Regions from separate parts of the Homo sapiens genome. Here region 2 is linked to region 1. The links are chromatin loops, found by intact Hi-C in ENCODE. Cell type or tissue: ovary. All regions are shown on one strand. Each heading gives the region's core, and the rest is flanking DNA. Links, peaks and the distances in the headings are about the cores only. Region 1 has its middle 61 kb from the start of SMYD2. Region 2 has its middle 21 kb from the start of PTPN14.

Region 1 (8,764 bases), core at 313-8,312:
AAAATAAAGTTAATGGACAACTAGAGTAAAAATATTTTTAATATATGACAAGGAGCTAATACCCCAATATATACAGAGCTCAGAAGTTATTATGAAAGACATTAACATATAGCAAAACAAGCAATGGCCATGTGGTATCACAGAAAATTCTGGAATTTCATATCAAGGGTGATAGGAGGCTCTTTTGTTTTAGTGAGACAATTTTTTTTTTTTTTTTGAGACACAGTCTCGCTCTGTCACCCAGGCTGGAGTGAAGTGGTGCGATCTCGGCTCACTGCAAGCTCCGCCTCCCAGGTTCACGCCATTCTCCTGCCTCAGCCTCCCGAGTAGCTGGGACTACAGGTGCCCGCCACCAAGCCTGGCTAATTTTTTGTATTTTTAGTAGAGACGGGGTTTCACCATGTTAGCCAGGATGGTCTCAATCTCCTGACCTTGTGATCTACCCGCCTCGGCCTCCCAAAGTGCTGGCATTACAGGCGTGAGCCACCGCGCCCGGCTGTAGTGAGACAATTCTTAGTGGTACCCTAGATAGCTTCAGGATGGGGGCAGGTCTTCAGAAAGACTAAGACTTGATTAGGAGCTTAGAACTTTCAGCCCCATCCCCAACCTCTGGAAAGAAAGAGATCCTAGAGATTGAGTCAATTTCAATGGTGAATTAATCAATTGTGCTTATGTAATGGAATTGCCATAAAACCCCCTGACCAATAGCATTCAGAGAGCTTCTGAGTTGGTGAATACATCCACATGCCAGGAGTGTGGCATACCACAACTCCATGGGAACAGAAGCTTCTCTCAGGATCCTTCCGGACTTTACCCTATGTTCACCCTCTTCATTGGCCTATTCATTTGTCTTTTTTATAATAAACCAGTAATAGAAAGTAAAGTGTGTTTTAGAGTTTTGTGAGCTATTCTAGCAAATTAATGAACATAAAATAAGGGAGGAGGTGTTGTGGGAAGCCCTTGACTTTGTAGCCAAGTCAGACAGAAGTATGGTTAACCTGGGAACCTGAATAACTTGTGACTGGCATCTGAAGTGAGGGCAGTCTTGTGGGACTGAGCCCTTAAACCAGTGTAGTCTGACACTAACTCTGGGTAATTAGTGTCAGAGTTGAATTGAATTGTAGGACACACAGTTGGTGATTGAAGAGTTAGAGAATGGTTGTGAGGCATAAAAACAAAAACACCACACATTTGGTTTCAGAACTGTTGTGAGTCAAAACAGCTCATATTGGTGTCAGAAGTGGGATTAGAAAGACCCTGATTATTTAGTGTCAGAAAATTTAGGATTCACTAGAATGGTCCTAGCTAATGGAAAAGTGGTTTGGGAAGAGAAAGGATGAAAGGGTGGGAGATACAGAACTTTTGATTCCTGGGTGGTCATGTAGTCACCCATGATATGGACCAGCATGACAGCTGTGCTGTTATCAGTGACTAAATTTAGTTACAAATGGAATTTGGAGGTGGATCTAACTGCTGAGGAATTGGTTCATTGGATGCGTAAGGAAATGTAAATGAATAGGAAAAGTGCAGAACATATAACTCCTTGGTTTTTGTTATATCTGTAATAGCTAAAGTGAAATTAAAAGAGTGCTGGATGGACTTTGATGCTAAACCAAACTCAGATTTTGGTCAGTCTGAACTTTGGCCACTAGCCTTGAAGCTGCCCTCAAAGGGTAGAATTATGTGGAGACAACAAAGGGTACCTCTAAGACCTCTGGTCACCAAGAAGTTGGTGTGTGTAGGGGGAAGGTACAACCAATAAACTATTGAAACCAGGGGGGATAGTGTGGAAGAGTTGTCGCATTTGTAGATCAATATCATCAGCTTCCTGAAAAACCCTTACTTAAGTGGATTCTGAGAGTAACTGATTTAGAGACAGTATCTTTGGTTTTGAATGCTGCAGAATGAAAGAACATGTCTGGGTTGACAGAGGACTCACTGCTCACTGTGGAACAATCACAGATGGCTATATCTGACACAGACACACAGCAGGTTATTCCTGAAGAAACAACCAGCCTGGTGGACTGGATAAAAGGCACTATGAGGTATGTTTACTCTGAGAAGTGAGGCTGTCCAACTCCCCCTATAAATGTTAAAAGCAACACTCTGATGAAGTACCTGATAAACTGTGTATGCAAGTCATGTGGGACTGGCTTTTTGGTAATTGGGACACTCACCCATTGAATATGCCCATTGCCAAGATCATGGTCAATGTTATGATTAAGAGGCATGGGCACCTTTTGCGTGGGTGTCGCATATAACTTTACTGCTGCAAAACTGAGCAACAGTCTTAGAAGCCCTATCAAATTTGCTCTCTCTGCTTCCTCTCATGGTTCTTACTGATGCTAATTAAAACACTAGACTAATTCACAGGAAAATATGAATTAGGCATAGGTATGAAAGGTAGAGGGATGAGTCCAGGGATTCATCCTAAGAGGGTAGAAATTTTTAAATGGTTAAGAAATGGAGTGAATAAAGAAAACATTGATAGTGGCAAAACAAAAAGCAAAAAGAAAGGGAAAGAGTCAACAGACTTGTCCCAGCAGGGTGAAAACCTTGAATGGTTATTAAAAAATGGGATGAGGCCAGGTGTGGTGGCTCACGCCTGTAATCTCAGCACTTTGGGAGGACAAGGTGGGTGGATCACCTGAGGTTAGGAGTTTGAGACCAGCCTGGCCGACATGGTGAAACCCCATATCTACTAAAAATAAAAAAATTAGCCGGGCATGGTGGTGCACACCTGTAATCCCACCTACTTGGGAGGCTGAGGCAGAAGAATCGCTTGAACCTGGGAGGAGGAGGTTGCAGCGAGCTGAGATCATGCCATTGCACTCCAGCCTGGGTGACAGAGTGAGACTTCATCTCAAAAAAACAAACAAAAAAAAAGGTATGACTAAGACAGACATTGATAGGGTTAAAACAAAGGTCTTAATACAGCACTATTAAAGTTTGGGTGGACCAAAGTGTCTCCTAATGGTATTAGTCCATTTTCACACTGCTGATAAAGACATACCCAGTCTCGGGTATGTCTTTATCAGACTGGGTATAAAGAAAAAGAAGTTTAACAGACTCACACTTCCATGTGGCTGGGGTGGCCTCACAATCATGGTGGAAGGCAAAAGGCACGTCTTACGTGGCAGCAGATAAGAGAGAATGAGAGCCAAAGGGAAAGAGGTTTCCCCTTATAAAACCATCAGATCTCGTGAGACTTATTCACTACCACGAGAACAGTATGGGGGAAACCACCCCCATGATTCAATTATGTCCCACCAGGTCCCTCCCGCAACACATGGGAATTATGGGAGCTACAATTCAAAATGAGATTTGGGTGGGGACACAGCAAAAACATATCAGTCACCCAACATTAAAGGGTCCCAAACAAGTTCACTCTATTTACTCCAGTTTGGAGAAATTTTAAAAGCCAGAAGGCCAAGATTACAATGAGAAACCTGACCTGGAATCACAGGACAATAGTAAGATTAACCAAGACCAAGACTGACAAAAAGGTCAGAGTTCTTTGCCTCAACCCCCTGCTGGTGACCCAAAGCTTTATGTAAATGAATGGGTTATGTACATGAATGGGTTATGTACATGAATGGGTTATGTACTCCACCCATTTAGGGGGTGGAGAAATTTCTGGAACTCCTTTACATGGGGGCTTCATGGACTGTGGTATCCAAACCCACTGGTGAAGCTCTAACATAAGCTAGAATTAGGTTGAGGGAATACAGAAGAGTTGACAGGATTATGAAAGTTAGAATGTTTAAACAGACTTTTTGTAAAATTGTGTCTCCTTTACTTGAATGTTTTGTGGGAATGGATATTATGTCATCTTGGGGAACACTTTCTTTACCTAATATTGTAAAACTAAAACTTGTTGATGATGTCCGATGGTGGCTACAGTTAGGACTGTAGGGGTTGATGAGATTAAGGTGAAAATTTGTACAAAAAGTTGCATCTGAATGTATTATGGGGATGGACATTAGGTTTAACTGAGGAACTGTGTCTGCAAAGAAGAAGGTGTATAAATCATCTTCAAGCAATATTAATTGGACATGCTAAATGGGAACCAGTAAGATTGCCCAAGCCCACACAGTGTAGAATAAAAGCTGGAGTGCTGATATACACAAAATCTCTGTGGGATAGTTCTTTGTGGAGCACTGGCTGGGACTTACGGCAAAAGCCTGTGAGCACCTCCCAGCGATGACTACTGGGACTGTGGACTAGAAAATTTCCATTTGAGAAGCAATTCATCTCATCAGACATTAATTGAAAATACTCCTATGACTGAAGGGCATAAAATAATCTTGAAACCTGAAATACCCATAATGCCTTAGATGATGTTGGAGAAGCACTCTAACGTGGATGGCAGTGCCCAGAAGAGTTCCATCATAAAATGAAATGGTTTCTACAGGATCTTGTTACCTGAGGAATGCAAGGACATATTCACAAACAGGGAAGCTGTTTTGTCCTAGGACTGACTGGTACTGCATGAGAAGCTGTCGGATCTATTGCCACTTGGACAGTGCCCAGAAACAGCCTTTCACTAACCAACAAAGAACTGCTTGGTTTATGGACTACAGTTCCAAAGTGAATGGACATCTAGTTTGGAAGGTCACTACTCTGATCAGAGAAGGGTAAAAGTCAGCTTGGTGGACTGAACTGCTTGCTGTTTGTCACCACGTTTTGGTTTTTACCAGCTCACTGGTGCTGGTGAATATGGCCAGGCAGAAGGGGAATGGAAACCTGGGCCATTAAAGGGACGGGCCACACAGATGGGAACCACCATAGGAATTTGAAGAGTGCATTAAAGTAGGACCTATCAATGCCCATCAAAAGAAAACCCTTCTGACATCAGAAGGTAAATGGAATCAACAGCAGATACCCTCATGTGCTCACCTAGGTGGCCACCTAGGTCCATGAAATGAGTGGACATGGCAGGGACAGGCTGCAATAATGCAGAGATGGGCTCAATCTAGACATACTCCTGTTGCACCCTCTGAGAAACAAAATGCCAGTAAGGGCTGTTTTGGGTGGGGTGGGGGGCCCTGAACATAGCTCACAAGTCAGGTTAATGCCAGTAGGCCCAGGAGGCTACAACTGGGTCCTGAGAGAAATCAACACTGACTCTGGACTGGGATTTGCTTACCCAGTGGTAGATGCAACTATGCTTAGAGTGCTACAAAAGAACCAGAAGATACTGCACCCATTCCAGACCAAGGGACACACTTTGCAGCCCACCGTGTCCTCCAGTGGGAAGAGATAGCTCAGCAAATGGGCACTTTGTGTTGCATATTATCCTCAGAGAAATGGCTTAATAGAGAATTGGAACAGGCAGTTGAAATATTTACTGTCTAAAATGGGGGGAGATAAAGGCAGGAAGGGCTGGCTTCCATGCCTTCACAAGTGTGTGCTCACATAAAATAAGGGGGGGCCTAAGGGAGTGTCCCCACTGGAGAGAGTCCTGTTTTCCTGGTGAAACTGGGGCAGAGGGGTTGGGAAAGAGTGCTGGTATGACCACCATTCTTCCCAAGGAAAAGATGCTGGTATAACCATACTTTTTTTTTTTTTTTCCTTTCCTACATCATCTCAACTTTCTTTTTCCTATCTGATGCAGTGGTCCCAGGACCAGGGCTGCAACTACCAGTGCTAGAAACAGGGATGATTTCTAAGCAAGAAACTGAACTACGTTTCTAAACCTTTATGTCAGAATTCTTAAGGGTCTGATGGGGCAGGTCAGGCCTTCATCCTATCTATCTGGCAAAATCAGGGTTACCAGTGAATGCAGCTCTATTGCCTAGTGTCAGAAATAGCCCATTAGTTCTGTACCTACAGAATCCTACCGTACCTGAAGGGAGTGGACTGAAGGGGAGGCATTTTTGTTAGACTAGTATTGCTGTCTGCAACCTAGACAAGCACAGAGGTGGAACCTAATGTCTCTTCCAAAGGTGAATGAACAAAGGGGATAAATGGAGAGGAGAAATAGCAGCTGAGGGCAAAGGAATGATTAAATGAGTTATGTAATAGGGGAAATCCAGTATCGTGCTGACATCTTGAAAAAGGCTCAGAACAAGAGATGATATTGTCTCTTAGCTCAATTATACCAGAGGCCTGAAAGGGTAAAGACATATTGCCAAGATCACTCTCGCCTGTGGAACCTGACAAGATCAAATAGAAGCCTGTACGCCTGAGTGGCCTCAGCTAGGGAGACATTTTCATGCAGTAGGATGATAGACTGGATTACCAGTGACTACACGGGAAGCTAGAAATATGCCAGTAAATATCATCCTTTTTTATGAGTAATCTGTGGTCAGAGACCAAAAGGGTGTCCTTTAGTGTCATAGAAAGATTATTTGGTCATTGTCCTCAGTTCCTGGGACACAGCTCCTCTTAAAAGACCCTTGGAATTTCCTAAGTGATAGGAGTCTCTTTTGTTCTAATACAGCAACTCTTGGTGTGCCTCTAGGTAGCTTCAGGATGAGGGGTGACCTCCAGAAAGACCAAGCCTTAATTAGAAGCTTGGAATGTTCAGCCTCAACTCCCCAACCTGTGGGGAAGATAGAAGGGCTGCAGACTGAGTTAATCATCAATTGCTAATGATTTTATTAAATGACTAATGATCATTTAAGTCAAATGATCAATGATTTAAACCCTGTACAATGGGGTTTGGAGGGCTTCCGAGTTGGTGTACACGTCCATGTGCCAGGAAGATGTCACACCCCCAGCTCCATGAGGATGGAAGTTCCTGTACCCGGGACCCTTCCAGACCTTGCCCTATGTACCCTTCATTTGCCTGTTCATTTGTATCCTTTATAATAAGCTAGTAATAGGAAGTAAAATGTTTTCCGGACTCTGATAAGCCATTCTAGCAAATTATCGAACATGAAGGCGAGGGGATTGTGGCAACCCCCTGACTTTGTGGCCAAGTCAGATGATAGAAACTGGGTAACCTGGGAGCCAGGCAAGGTGGTTCGTGCCTATAATTCCAGTACTTTGGGAAGCCGAGGTGGGAGGATCCCTTTAGGCCAGGAGTTTGAGACCAGCCTGGGCAAGACAGCAAGACCCACCTCTAAAAACAACAAAAAAAATAACGCCACTGCACTCCAGCCTGGGTGACCGAGTGAGATCCTTCCAACTGGCATCTGAAGTGAGGGAAGTCTTATGGGATGGAGTCTTTAAACCTATGGAGTCTGACGCTAACTCCAGGGTAGTATCAGAATAGAACTGAATTGTAGGACACACAGTTGGTGTCCAAAGAGTTAGAGAATAGCTGGTGTGAGATAAAACCTCAAACATTCGGTGTCAGAAAGTGTTGTGCTAAAAACAGCTCAGCCATGAATGTCAATTCACCGAAGAAATAAAATAAATCCTGAATATATGAAAAACAGTCCAATCTCACTAATAAATGCATATAAAACAAAATATTTCACACATTACATTGCCAAAAACATTTTAATGATAATACAACGTTATGAGGGAGAGGAAAGCAAATACTATTATATCTATCTTATTTGTATCTGATGCAGTTTTTTTTTTTTTTTACAAAAGGAAATGTGGCTATATTTATTCAAATTTTAAAAATATTCCCACTATTGGATCTTGAAATTGCACTTCCAGGAATCTATTCCCCAAAATGCTACCACACAACGCAAAGTTTTATGTTTCAGATCATTCATTGTGGCATTGTTTGTAATAGCAGCAAACTGGGAAAAAAAACCTCCTGTCCATAAATAGAAGTACCGAGTCCATGATGACATGCATCCAATGCAATATTCTGCCTCTAAATAGAATGAGGCAAATCTGTAAGTGCTGAAATGCAAAGAGATCCATTTTGTTCGTTTGGAGAAGCACGTTACAAAATCCTATGTCAGTACCATCCTGTCTTTGTTCTTCTAAATCTATTTATATAGCTACATCATCATCCAGGAATGGAAAAACCTGGGACCATATAAAGCAAACTGTTTATGGCAGTTAGCTCCACGCAGTGGGACTGGTGAAGAACAAAGAAGTTTACTTTTTTCATATACATTTCCATTACTTGAATTTACTGAGAAAGGATTACTTTTGCAAATTTTATAAAACCTATAGAGATGGTAGGCTAAGTTTATTTTAGGCTTCGTCACAGAATGTATAGTAAATGAACATTCTTAAAACCTAAGTTCCACTGATCTGGGACCATGCCTTACTCTTCTCTTTGCACCTAGAGAGCTATTCAGAGCATTTAGCATAGATAGTACCAGGTGTTCAGTAAATGTCTTATTGGACTACACAGGACAAGAGAATGCATTCTATCTGCTAAATCCCACTGTGTGCAGCAAACTGCGTGTGAAAGAGGGGCATGAGTGTGTGTGAAGATGTGGGTGCGTGTAGATGAGGAGGGAAGGAAAATGTACCAGATTTACAGCTGTTCTAGCTGTTTTCGGACCATGACTATGAAAGGTAATTGACATGTAAATTTCAACAGGCTTTACTTATTAACCAGTGGGGAAGTTCCTCTCTTTCGACTACAAGACGCTTTTCTAAGAGTAACACCCCTGCACTCAGGAACGTGTGCTGCGTCCTTCTGTGCAATGGTTGCTAACAAACAACTCCCCAGGTTGCTGCTGTCTAGGCTGTGGGGCTGCAGAAAGCTGGATTCCTGTTGTCTGTGTGGGTAGAGATCAGTGTTTACTCAACAACACAGCGTTGGTTGGTAAGGAAAAACATTTTTTTCCTTCCCAAGCATACCCTGGAGTTTTTCCAAAAAGGAGAGTACTGCACAGAA
Region 2 (8,764 bases), core at 341-8,340, 230 kb before region 1:
CCCACCCTTGCAGCAAACTCCTGTCCGGCATCCAGGCATCTCCATACATCTTCTGAAATCTGGATGGAGGTTCCCAAACCCCCATTCTTGACTTTCTGTGCACCCACAGGCTCCACACTATGTGGAAGCTGCCAAGACTTGGGGCTTGCACCCTCTGAAGCCACAGCCTGAGTTCTATGTTGACCTCTTTCAGCCACAACTGGAGCAGCTGGGATGCAGGGCACCAAGTCCTTAGACTGCACACAGCATGGGGACCCTGGGCCCTGCCCATGAAACCATTTTCTCCTTCTAGACCTCTAGGTCTGTGATGGGAGAGGCTGCCACAAAGGTCTCAGACATGCCCTGGAGACATTTTCCCCATTGTCTTTGGGATTAACATTCACCTCCTCGTTACTTACGCAAGTATCGGCAGCTAGCTTAAATTTCTCCTCAGGAAATAAGATTTTCTTTTCTATCGCATTGTCAGTCTGCAAATTTTATGAACTTTTATGCTCTGCTTCCCTTTTAAAACTGAATGCCTTGAACAGCACCCAAGTCACATCTTGAATAATTTTCTGCTTAGAAATTTCTTCCAGCAGTTACCCTAAATCATCTTTCTCAAGTTCAAAGTTCTGCATATCTCTAGGTCAGGGGCAAAATGCTGCCAGCCTCTTTGCTAAAACATAACAAGAGTTACCTTTGCTTTAGTTTTCAACAAGTCCCTCATCTCCATCTGAGATCACCTCAGCCTGGATTTCATTGTTCATATCATTATCAGTATTTTTGTCAAAGCCATTGAACAAATCTCTAGGAAGTTCCTGTCTTCTTCTGAACCCTCCAAACTGCTCCAACCTCTGCCTGTTACCCAGGTCCAAAAATTGCTTCCACATTTTTGGGTATCTTTTCAGCAACACCCCACTCCTGGTACCAATTTACTGTATTAGTCCATTTTCACACTGCTGATGAAGACATACCCGAGACTGGGCAAAAAAAGAGGTTTAATTGGACTTACAGTTTCATATGGCTGGGAGGCCTCAGAGTCATGACAGGAGGCAAAGGCACTTCTTACATGGCGGCGGCAAGAGCAAGAGAAAATGAGGAAGATGCAAAAACAGAAACCCCTGATAAAACCATCAGATCTTGTGAGATTTACTCACTACAAGAACAGTATGGGGGAAACCACCCCATGATTCAAATTATCTCCCGCTAGGTCCCTCCCACAACATGTGGGAAATACAAGAGTACAATTCAAGATGAGATTTGGGTGTGGACACAGAGCCAAACTGTATCACCCACCCTAGAGCTCAGTGGACAAGGTGAAATGCAAATGAGCCACAAATAAACTGAGGCAATATTTCTATCTCTTTTGCTTGCTGAAAGTTGGAGAAGGAGGAGCAGCTGAAGGAACCCAGCTTTTCTCTCTTGGCTGGTACTAGAGAGAGAAGGGGTATAAAATTACCCCTATAGTTCCTTCTGGGAGAAATTGCTTCTGAGATTCTAGAACCAGAAAACATTAACACTTCAATATTTTAAAAAACAATGAAGCAACACTTTTCGGATTAGCATGACTCTTTGTTTGTTTGTTTGTTTGTTTGTTTGTTTTGAGATGGAGTTTCACTCTTGTTGCCCAGGCTGGAGTGCAATGGCACGATCTCAGCTCACCACAACCTCTGCCTCCTGGGCTCAAGCAATTATCCTGCCTCAGCCTCCCAAGTAGCTGGGATTACAGGCATGTGCCACCACACCCAGCTAATTTTGTATTTTTAGTGGAGATGGGGTTTCTCCATGTTGGTCAGGCTGGTCTCGAACTCCTGACCTCAGGTGATCCACTTTCCTTGGCCTCCCAAAGTGCTGGGATTACAGGCCTGAGCCACCATGCCCAACAACTCTTTAATTACCAGAGAAAAGTTGTTATTTAGTGAAAGTCAAATAAAACAGAATATATATTCAGGATATGTAAAGGTGACCTGTTAGCCATAGCAGTTGAGGAGTGATTTTTTACCTTCTAGATACCTATGTAGTCTGATAACCAGGAAGTAGCACAGCCTAGAGTGTAGGCATTAAACCAAAGACAGGTCCCAGCACTACAACTTGCTAGCTGTGAGGTGTTGGGCAAATTACTCAACCTCGCTTCACCCTTATCCAGCTAAGGGGGTTGTTCTGAGGATTATGTGAAATAATTTGTGTAAAGCTCTTAGCACCACGCTACATGGTGAGTACACAAAAGATAGTTATTGGTACTTACTCTCCTGCTCTTCTGCATAGGTTTTGTCATCTAATCAACTATGATTTCTGCTGGAAGAATGGAGGCAATTTGTATACCTCATAGCAAGTTCATAAGGTATATTAACCACAGGAAAGGTTATATGGTGAGTTGATTGTTGCCTAATTTGATGAGTCAGATTGTTTTCTTTTTTTCACTTCTGTGTTGAAAATAGAAATTTAGGTCAATGTCTTGCTTCGGGCAGAAAAGCATTCTTTTTTGGTTACCTGTCTAAAGTAAGAAAGTAACCACTCTTCATGTCTCACCACCTATCTAGACCCACAGCTGATGTTAATAGATTTCCTTTGGAAACTTGAAGCAGGAGTTTTAGGACAATATCTGTATATGGCCCTTAAACCAGGAAATGTAGATTAAAGTAGAGTTCACAGTCTTATCTCCAAGTGCACCCAAAATGAAAAATTTAAAAACCTAGAACACAGAGATTTTTCAGTTGAAATAATAGACAATTTATGTTTGTGGGCAGTTATACCAGATCAGAGTTCATTACTTCACTCAGCCCATGGTGCAATGTAAAAGAAAGCTTCACAGTGAAAGACAAAGTTGATGGGAATCTTGAGGATAGCTAGGAATAGCCAAGGTAGTCTTCCCATTAAAAGGAGCTAATGTAAAGAATTACTCAGTAGGTTTCTAGGTTGCTAATGATCATATAGCCCTCATTAGCAGTAAACAAGCGCCTATTTAATCAATCCAAGGTCTTAAGGTATTATGAACTCAAGAAAGGTGAATTGCCTGTTATTTCTACTAAGCAGCATAACTTTAACAAAGCTGATAGATTTTAAATGTTCCCAATCTTCTCTCTGGCTCATGAAACTGGGTGCTGGCTTAATAACCTTAGGCCATAAAGTACTGTAACATGTTGGCTCATGCTGGGTGGCAACAGGTTTGTTTTTCATGATTATGTAATCTGAATTCCTTTTCCAAGAAAGGATTTGAAAATGAGCTATTAAATTGGATTGCCAGCAAGCGTATAGTCGAAATGCACATGTTTGTTAACCCTGGTAAGCCCAGACCCTTCCTCTCAAACTGCCACCCCACCACACCCCTCTATAAATTGGTAAACTATAAATCGAGTGTGACCCATGAGAAATGTTATGCGGTAGCTTGTTGATGTATACATAAAGGCTGAAAATGCCTACTAAGAATTTTTAGAGAGGATATTTAATCTGCTCAGTCTTAAATAGCAACCTAATCAGCCACGCAATATGGGCAATTTGTACACTAGTACTCATATTAGATTTGCTTTAAAAACTAATATGTGTTAAAATGTTGTGCTAAGGTACAGACTGCAGCAACTTCAAAGGCTTGAGGTGCCAGGTAGGTATTTATTGACTAGAATGCTATTTAGAAGAGAGGTTCACATTGTTCTTAACTTCCAAGACAAAAACTTAAAACCACAGCAAGTAACTGCTTGGAGTTTCGCATTCCGTACTCCTGCAACTCACAAGCGAACTTCCTGTTCCTTCTTGGCTGGCAGACGTGAAGGCTAGACGATGATGAATGGTTTGATTCTTGTAGTTGGAGAATCTGCCATGGCTTTCAGCCCTTAAGGCTTTGTGTGCCAGGCCAGGTGTTATTAAAAAAAAAAAAAGTTCTTCGCAGAGATTTGGATTTCACTTGATGATAACAGAGCATGGACTGAGGCATTTGGGCAAAGATCATATCTAATAAAGATCCGCACACCCATGTACATCCCAAAAAGGAATGTTTCAGAACACTTGAGAAACAAACCTGGAAACCTTTAAACATTACCTGGAATCTTGTTAGTAGGTTTCAAGAACTAAGAAAAAATAAGAAGAATGGAGGGTGGGGAGAGGAAGAGAAAGAGGAAGAAAAGGAAGAAGATGGCAAGATTCTTGGGCCAACATGTTTTTCTTTTTCATGGGGGAAATGGCAGAGTTTTTCCAAGTGAGAAGATAATTCTGTGCTTTCCTTTGCAGCTTGTATACATGGACATATGTTTTTTATGAGCTGAAAGTTAAATGCTAGGATTTCCTTCATTGCCTTCACCAGCTAGTGCTATATTAAATGGATCCTAGGTCAGAACCTACTAGAAACCGTGGGTGAGTGGGATAGGTTGTAATGCCAGCAGTGTGTGTGTGTGTGTGTGTGTGTGTGTGTGTGTGTGTGTGTGTGAGAGAGAGAGAGAAAAACAGGAAGAGAGGGAGGTAGAATTCCAGAACTGGTCCTTGTCTGGAGTAGCTATGAGTCTGCTTTGAAATTTAAGTGGAAAACAAGTTGAGAGAATACTAGAACAGTAGTTATTCAAATAGCAGGCTCAAATTAATTGCTTAGGAAAAACAGTTCACATTTTCTTTTCTGCCCCATCACTTCAGCAGTTTTAAAGATCTTATGGTGAAAGGACAGAATCTTGAAATTAGGTAATGGGGATAGGGCAGGTGGAGGGACAGGGGGAGCTGAATTTTAACTCAGCTGAATTGGGGACTAATTTCCTTGACAGTTCAAAAGTTCTTAATGAAGGCTTTCTGCCAGAAAGAACCAGCGCAGGCCACTACCCAGGCACGCTGAGGCCTGTTCCTGCCCCTCTTTCAGAGAAGAGGAGGCTTATAGCTGTCTCCTCTGAGGCAGCCCCTCCCTTGGGGAGGGCATTCCCTACCTGAACCTTCTGACCCTTCCCCAGTTCTCCATCACCACCACTGTGTTCATCCTGACTTTTATGCCTTCTTTCACACCCTGCTTGGAATTCTCTTTCCCCACCTCTCTTGAACCCAGCCCTTCACCTCCTTCCAGGCCCAGCCCAGGTCCTCTAAAAAGCCTCAACTCACATGGCAGTCTCCTCTCTGTAAGCCAACTTCAAGTTACTACAGTTTTCACTATTTCTGGTAGAAGCTTTGGGCTAGCTGGTCAACTAGAGACAAAGGCCTTTTCTTTCCTGGCTTTACTTTTTTCTTTAAAAAAAATCATAATTTTATGATCTCTCTGCCTGACTTTTATCATTGTTTACCGTACCCGCAGAATCTAACTGACGGACTTTTCACAGCTGTTGCGTCCAGGCAATATGTTATTTCAACTTCTCAATCTGTTGCACGTCAACCTAGGCCCATATTTGGTTTTTACTGAAGTTCTCTGACATTAGAATTTAAAAGCAATCCAAAAGAATGGAAGCTATTTCTCTGACCAGGACAAGACAAACCAAGGAAGAAATCAGTGCATCGAGGGCATATGATGCTACTTACATTCGTCTTCTCTGAGGGACATATGCAGAGGATTCACGGAGAGGGACTTTTCAGAAATGTGCTCCAAAAACAGTAGGGAAAACCCTTTCTCTATTGGCAAATGATGTTTTAAAGTCTTTTTCGAAGAAACAAATGTAGAAATGTTTTTCTACTGAGGCCTCCTTAAGTTTTAAAATCTCCTTTAAAAATAATACAGGGAATAGAGCTTCCAGGACAGAAATTATTCTTTCTCATGAGTGTAGACTTCTCTACCTAGGGAAGTCTAAAGGAAATTGAGTACAGTCAACCTGCAAGGGTGAGCAGAGATGATTAAAATGCACTGATAATTCAGAATCCCATTTCCACCTCATTAATTTCAACCTCTGTTCCCTTCTGTTGGTACTTCTAAAGATAAGAAAAGCAGACCAAATTGAAGATAATATCCTGTCACCACTCCTGCCTTCTCCCAACCCTGAGTGTTCAATCAGTTGGGTGGAAGATCATTATCAGAAGAAGGAGGCAAAGCAAGTGGTTCACATGACTGACAACCCCACTAGTTTCTCCCTCATCCCTTCACTGTGCAAAGATTGTAGATGTCACTTATTTAATATGGATGAGAATTAATGAAAATCATGTCTAGTCTTTGTCTGCTTCCAATGTGTCAATACCTCAGATTTTGCCATGTTTAAGAACCTTAGCGTCATTATGGCTAAAGAAGTCACCTGACTACAGTAAGTGAACTTCTCCATCTCCACTCTCCCTCCCATTATCTGGTAAGGGGGGAATTTTGCATAGCTTTTTGCAGGACATGCCTGTTAATTGATTGAGGCTCTGTCTCTTTCAAACAATGTTTTCCTCTGCCATTTTACAATGTGTACTCTTCCTATTATTGTATAAGAGGGAAAGTGCATCATTGTTCTATCATTATAGAAGAACTATTTTCTTGCAAGGAAAATTTCAGTATTCACGAATGCTAAATAACACATCTGGATGCTAATTTGGGGGAACTTCAGACATTAAGTATTCTGAAATAATCAGCTTCGAGTGCAAGACTATTTGGAGTTATAGGAATCCATGGTGAAGACAGAGGAGGAAATTAAAGCAAAGATATAAACAGTAGAGGCTAGAAGGAAAAGGAGTCACAGGAGGTACTTTTCTGTGAGTCAGAGTGAGCCTGACTCAAAACCGTGAACTGGACAAACATCTTCCCTTTTCCTTTCTTTACCAAGACCTGCTTAGAATTCCCAATGGCAGGATAACCATCACTACTACTTGTGGAGTTTACATTTTTACAGTGTTTGATGCTTAAACATTATATCTAATTGGCAACATTTTGGAATGGAAAAATACAGGTGAGGGGGAGTTTATAAAAGCAATTCCCTAGCCCAGAAAGTCTATTGCATGTCAAAAGTGTCTCAGTCCAGCCCTGGGAACAGTAATAAGGAAAATATTCTAGGCTCTTATCAAGATACTGATAGGAGGAAATAAGATGCATATGCCAACTACATAAAGATGGAAAAGAGTCAAATCTTTCTAGCAGAGAGTGATTGGCTAGCTTTATGTGTCAACTTGGTGAGGCTATAGTACCCAGTTTTCAATCAAACACTAATCTAGGTGTTGCTGTGGAGGCATTTTGTAGATCTGGTTAACATCTACAAGCAGTTGACTTTAAGTAAAGGAGATTATCTTGGATAATGTGGATGAGCCTCCTATAATCAGTTAAAAGGGCTTAAGAGCAAAACTAAGATTTCCCTGAGGAAGAGAATAAATTCTGCCCCATGACTGCAGCTCCTGCCCAAAAGTTTCCAGCCTGCCAGCCTTTGCTACAAATTTCAGACCTGCCAGCCCTGACAATGTGAAAGCATCTGGCTGGCTCTCTGTCTATCTATCTATCTATCTATCTATCTATCTATCTATCTATCTATCTATCTATCATCTATCTATCTATCTATCTATCTATCTATCTATCTATCTATCTATCTATCTATCTAATCTACCTACCCACCTACCCATCTATCTGTCTGTCCATCCATCCATCCATCCATCCATCCATCCATCCTACTGGTTCTGTTTCTCTGGAGAACCCTGATACAGAGAGTGATCTGGAAGACCTGAGGAAGTGATATTTAAACTGAGCCTTCAACGGATAAGGAGCTGACTATGTGAAAAGCAGAGATTAACCATGCCCCTTACACAGGGAAGAACATACCCAAGGGCCCTGAGATAGGAACAACTTTGGCATAAATAAGATCATGAAAAAGAAATCAGTATGTTGGGCACAGTGCACAGTGATGACTCAGGATGAGGTTGGAGAGGTTTGCAGAGGTTAGATCATGCAGGATTCATAGTAAAATATTTGGGCTTATTTTTCAAACTACTGTAGGAAGCCATTGAAGGTTTTTAACTTGGAGAAAAATGGCTGCATCATGGAAAAGAGATTGGAGGGGCCAGGAATGGAGGCAGACAAACACTTAGAAGGTGACTGTAGCGGTTCAGGTGGAAAATGATGGTAGCTTGCCCTAGTGTGTTGGCAGAGTGTGGGAAGAGGTGAGCTGATTGGAGATGACATGATGGGATGGACGAAGAAGGTGGTGGGAGGTAAGGGCATCAAGGATGTTCCTAGATTTCTGGCTTGAAGAACTGCGTAGATAGTGGTGTTATTTAATGCAACAGGGTAGACTGAGGGAGGAACACAAAGCATGCAAATGATGTGTTCAGGTTTTGTTTTGTTTTATTTTTTGTTTTTTGTTTTTTTGAGATGGAGTCTCTCTCTGTCACCCAGGCTGGAGTGTAGTGGCGCGATCTCAGTTCACTGCAACCTCCACCTCCGGGGTTCAAGTGATTCTCCTGCTTCAGCCTCCTGAGTAGCTGGGATTACAGGCAAGTGCCACCACACCTGGCTAATTTTTTTTTTTTTTTTTTTTTTTTTGTATTTTTAGTAGAGACGGGGTTTCACCATGTTGGCCAGGCTGGTCTCAAACTACTGACCTCAGGTGATCCGCCCACCTCGGCCTCCCAAAGTGCTGGGATTATAGGTGTGAGCCACTGTGCCCAGCCAAGTGTTCAGTTTTGATAGTGGAGCTCAGAAGAGAGGGTTCAAAATGAGATATAAATTTGGGAGTCATAGTATACAGATGGCATCTGAAGTTACATGAATGGTTGTGATTAATCGAGGAGAGAAGACAGAGAGTACTCAGGACTGAACCCTAGGTAATGACATTTAGAGATAAGGTAGAGAAGGAACAGCTAGAGGGATGGGGAAAAAAGCCAAAAACAAAAATGAATGTTCCAAGAGGAGTTGTGCTTCAGGAAAGAGGTCTAAGTCAAC

What was found. A loop is a pair of places that touch in the nucleus more often than their neighbours do. Peaks named below come from ENCODE experiments on the same cell type or tissue, not always from the same donor. Only the 100,000 strongest peaks of a DNase experiment are listed, where the experiment ranks them.
Region 2: it touches region 1 in a loop (4-fold over the local background); 97 of 110 quality-filtered maps call a loop at or near these places.

The regions. Positions count from the first base shown.
Region 1 is chr1:214,337,550-214,346,313 of GRCh38, reverse strand. No RefSeq gene overlaps it. Among named protein-coding and RNA genes, the nearest start is that of SMYD2, 61 kb to the right of the region's middle. RefSeq lists an enhancer at 3,281-3,782. In ovary, for the core only: no CTCF peak of the experiment used is centred there; no DNase peak of the experiment used is centred there.
Region 2 is chr1:214,568,522-214,577,285 of GRCh38, reverse strand. No RefSeq gene overlaps it. Among named protein-coding and RNA genes, the nearest start is that of PTPN14, 21 kb to the right of the region's middle. In ovary, for the core only: no CTCF peak of the experiment used is centred there; no DNase peak of the experiment used is centred there; H3K27ac peaks cover 1,625 bases.